Linked DNA regions of Mus musculus: region 1 is linked to region 2. Evidence: chromatin loops called from intact Hi-C (ENCODE). Cell type or tissue: gastrocnemius. All regions are shown on one strand.

Region 1 (2,500 bases), 490 kb before region 2:
TTGAGACTTTGCATTAAATTCCTATAGTGTTTACATATCTTTTGTTTTTTCTTTGATTTCTTATTTAGATAACTGTTTTAATGCATATTTGTCATAGATAGCCATAGAGTTAATTTTGTATTGCATATTTAGAATTTGAGGTTAGGAATCTTTTTTGAAAACTATAAAAGCTTTGGTTTTATATTAGAAAAGTTGTAACAGAAGTCACAAAATATGTAAGGTTGTCAGGAAAGACCTTCCTTTGTAAGTCAGATCTATTTTAAGTTTATGTTAATATGTATGCACACTGTGTATTTAAGGTGCTTGTAGCTGAGTGAGCTAGAACTCACGGAGCTGTTGGACCCTCATAGACACTCCTAACCCTCCGTGCCAGGTTGTCATTACTAGCAGATTGCTCCTTTTTTCCTTTTCTCTGAACTTTAGGTTTAGTGTTCTCTCCGTGGGCTCACAGGCACCGCTGGGTAAATGAACTGAAACCTTCCCAGAGCATGTTCCCAGCATCTTCCACCCTGGCTCTGGAGCTAATTGCTGTTTTGGGGTGATGCTCGCCACTGTCTGCTTTGGAGCCTTGAGCTACTCGCTGCAGTGAATGACCCTGGCTTGAAAATGTCCCTTTGCCAAAGGGACATTAAGTTATAAGCGATGAAAGACGTTAAGCAATCATTTGGGGCCCCTGTTAGGCTTAAGAGAATTCTAAATTTTTTGTCCTGACAAAGCTATAAAAATGGGCTTTGATTCACTTGATAACGCCAATGTTGAAACTAATCAAACTGTTTTTAGACCTACGTGAGAAGCCAGGACAAACAGTTTGCAGCAGCCACTATTCAGACCATAGGCAGATGTGCAACCAGCATTAGCGAGGTCACCGACACATGCCTCAACGGCCTGGTCTGCCTGCTGTCCAACAGGGATGGTGAGTTCATAGGTTCACTTTATTTTTATATGGTTCATAATTGTATATTCTCAGTAAGTCCTATAGCTGTAATCTATTATATTATCTTTTCGGGTTTTTCTATATATCAGTATTTTCTCAGTAAGTAGCAGCTTTATTCTTGATTTGCAGGAAAATTTATTTCAAAAAATAAATGAGATAATTAATAGATTTTGTTTTGCTCCCATTAAGACAATTTATCTTACTCATTCACTAAGCACTGCTTCATACCCTTTCTGCAAAGGTTCTCTGTGACTGTTTCCTAGTCATGCGTGGAAGTCGGGTATAACAGTGGTTCGCCTGCAGAGGGTGCTAGAAGCAGGCAAATGACTTTACAGCTTGGCACAGTGATGGACCCTCAGCCTTTCAGCCTTCCAGAAGTGTACCCAGTGCCTTCTCACTGAAGGCGAGCTACACTTAGCCATCATTGTGCCAGAGGTTCATGTGTACCCTAATTATTTGTTTTCAGAAACAGGATAGCAAAATATATTGTCCTGAGTTACCGTGCTCTGTACTGAAGTGCCGGTGCATGGTTTGCAAATAAGATGAACCATTTAAAGAAAAACAAGTTAACTTCTCACATTTAGAAGATTTTAGTATAGTTGTACAGTGGATTAAAATGCAGGTTTGCTTAGAAAAGGTAAAAGCTGCATAAAATTGTTGAAATTATTGACTTTGTAATATAAACTACATTATGTGTAGTACAGATATGCATGAGAAAGCACCCATGAAGCCAAACTTAACAGAAGCTGATTATGTCTTACATTTTACTTGAAGAATAACTTTTTACTACAATGATTACTTTATCTGTAGAATGCCATAGGTCCCCATGTGGAGGTATTTCTAGAAATTGCTATGCTGTGGTAAGTTCTTCCAATGGGGAGCCCATGATAAACTGAAACCAAGCAAACAGTAAAACAAAATTAATTCCTGGATAACACTGATCTGATTAGATATTTTCTTTATTTACATTTCAAATGTTATCCCAAAAGTTCCCTATACCCTCTCCCTCCATAGTTCCACCTACAAACGTTTGATTTGCTAGAATATCTTCCTATGTAGATGTTAAATGCAAATTCTTCCAAATTAAAAAAGAAAGAAATTTCTAAAATATTTACTTGTGCAGGTAAATAAGAAAGGATAGCATGTGTTCCACCATACAGGTGACTGTGAGCATCCACTTCTGTATTTGCCAGGCACTGGCATAGCCTCACATGAGACAGCTATATCAGTGTTCCTTCAGCACAGGGTCCCCAATGGAGGAGCTAGAGAAAGTACCCAAGGAGCTGAAGGGGTCTGCAACCCTATAGGAGGAACAACAATATCAACTAACTAGTAACCCCAGAGCTCATGTCTCTAGCTGCAGATATATATAGGCAGAAAATGGCCTAGTTGGCTATCATTGGGAAGAGAGGCCCCTTGCTCTTGCAAACTTTATATGCCCCAGTACAGGGGAACGCCAGGGCCAAGAAGTGGGAGTCGGTGGGTAGGGGAGCAGAGTTGGGGGAGGGTATAGGGAACTTTTGGGATAGCATTTGAAATGTAAATAAAGAAAATGTCTAATAAAAT
Region 2 (2,500 bases):
CCTGTTAAAAGTTTCAAGTGTACAATCAAGGCTGGCAGGAAATAAGGATTTCTCACTCAGATAGACAAAAGGTGGTTGGCTGAAAGTAATATTTGTTGAGATTTTTTTATATTAAAAATTTCATTTAAATTTTGCATTCCATTCCTTATTCCATTTTAATGTACAAATAGTGGTTTTCCTTATTTGTAAACAGTTTAAAAATTTATATGTACATATAAATTCTATATGTTTGTGTCATACTATATGGTGATTCAATTCATGTAAAAATAGCATTTTAAATGACTTTATTTCCCCATCCAAGAGAGCATTCCATGTTTCTGCAAGGGCTTGGGATATTCTCTGGCAGACTGCTGGTCCATCTTGAAAGTACAGTTCGTGTCCCGAGCGGTATGCAAATGACAAAATTATATTAATAAAAGATGGCTGGAATGCACTTAGAAGCAGTTTCCTGTGGAGTCATTTCAAACACTTGTATGAAATGCATAACGTATCTCATGGACATGCTTTATCTTATTTTCCACAATGGGCTGTAAGCTCCTCGAGAGCAAATACATCCATTTCATCTTTAGCACCATCGCCTGTGCCTGACACACTTTGTATTCTCAGAACGTGTTGAATGAATGAATGAATGACCACAACTTGGTAGCAATCTGCAGATTGAGGAAAATTTAAAACTATCGGCATTTCCGGTGATTCTGTCATTAACATGAGAAGGCTGTAGCAATAGTGCTAAGTGGTGTGTTAGCCTAACGCTTAGAGGTTCAGAGAAAAAGTAGTTCTCAGAAGATAGGGATTGCTTTTGGAGGAGCTGGCATTTGGCGGAGCCTTATGGGATGCATACGATTTGCTTACATCAATGTTCTCATTCTAGGTTGGCTACCCTGTTGGTGTGGCTTGCTTCTGACTAAGCTCAGCTGAATGTAGAAGGCAGAGCTCACCTGTGTTGTTTTCTTTACTGTGTATGCAGAATATCCTTCAGTGGCCAAGATTCCTGGCAAAGACGAACCACCAGCCATCTGGTAATATTTTGTCTTAAAATTTATTTTTCTATACCAATTATCATATCATTTTGCATTTCCTTAGAAGGAAAAAGTTTGGACATAGGCAATTTTCTGTTGAAGACACCATTAAGTAACAGAATTTATTAACAACTGCAATTGAACCAAAGGACACATCAACTGATGGTTAGTTCCCTGCCACCAAATGAAGATATATTATCAGTATTTGTGTTAAATATTCCATTTTAACAGTGTAGATACATATTCATTAGAAGACAGATAGCCCTAGAGCATGCACTTTGGGATACTTGTTATTTTTGCCAAGTCTGCACGGGTTTGAAAACTCGGCATTACCGTCTGTGTGTAATCTCAGAGTCTGTCATTCACATGTAGAAAACTCACCTCTCTATTTAGCCTGTGGCTGGCGAGAGATAGACATTTACAGGGCCCTCTGCCCTTGAGCTGTTCCATTAGTGCATGGAAAGCACCTTGCAGCCTGTGACAAGCGCAGCAGATCGGCACTAAATCAAAAATCAGTGCCAGCCAGGGATCTAAGCCACCATGAAGGTCACAGCCATCAACTGCGTGCCATCTCAATCCAGACAAAACACATTGGATACAGGGGGATTTTCACAACTCACAATAGGTGACAAACACCTCCTGTTAGAGCGAGTGACACCAGGGGGATGGCCTTTTAAGCACTTTTGACTTTTTAATCAAACTTTGGAAAAGCTGGAGGTGATTTTTCATATTTAAAAACCAAAAAATGCAACAAAATAAAAACCTCCACAGTGTGGTGCTGCGGTAGTGATGGCTGTGGTAAAACAGGTTTCTGTTGTTCTTTTCTTCACGTGTGGTTTTAGAAATCATTGGCTCTCCATAAAAGTAGTTTTATTTGGTGTCCTGTCTTCAAAACTGTGTCGTTGATTTTTCATGAAATAAACACTTCGTTCTTAAACTCTTTCTGCTTACTCTCATAGTTTCTGCTTACCTTCGTATTAAGTAGGAGATGCATTCTCATCTTTGGTCATCTGAGTCTACCCTTTAGTAAGATTTTGTTACTGTACAGTGAAAGGTTTTTTGAGGAACATGAACCTTTTTATTAAAAAAATGTTATAGCTTTAATTCTCTTTCACTTTCAACTCAGGAAATAATCAAGGAGGAGTAGCTCTCAGATTTAAGTAATACATCCTCGACTTCATAGATTTTCCTTGATCTCACTCTGAGAATTGATTGCCTATAAGTGGGAAGTGTTGGATAACTCAAAGCACCGTGCCAGACTTTTCTACTGTAACTCGGAAAATGCTTCAGAGAATGAAACCTACAAAGTTGCGTTTTCATAACTGAACTAGCACAGTAATATGATCTGACTGAATTATAGCACACTGTTAGAGGGAATGAGGCAAAAGCTTAGTCTTTCTAACTTTGCTGAAAGGTCTAAGATAAGGGATTTATGTATTTTTATACTAAAATAACCCTTTTGTAAATGCTGCTCAGCAAAA

What was found. Peaks named below come from ENCODE experiments on the same cell type or tissue, not always from the same donor. Only the 100,000 strongest peaks of a DNase experiment are listed, where the experiment ranks them.
Region 1: a loop joins it to region 2, with 3 times the contacts of the local background. A loop is called at or near these places in 14 of 42 quality-filtered maps.

Annotation. Positions count from the first base shown.
Region 1 is chr13:94,450,173-94,452,672 of GRCm38, forward strand. Ap3b1 (adaptor-related protein complex 3, beta 1 subunit) reads left to right here. Exons shown (of 27, transcript NM_009680.3): 13 at 781-913. Among named protein-coding and RNA genes, the nearest start is that of Ap3b1, 92 kb to the left of the region's middle. In gastrocnemius, a CTCF peak has its summit at 1,231 (motif pointing right); a DNase peak (open chromatin) is centred at 1,255.
Region 2 is chr13:94,938,741-94,941,240 of GRCm38, forward strand. No RefSeq gene overlaps it. Among named protein-coding and RNA genes, the nearest start is that of Wdr41, 36 kb to the right of the region's middle. In gastrocnemius, no CTCF peak of the experiment used is centred here; a DNase peak (open chromatin) is centred at 1,527; H3K4me3 peaks cover 699 bases.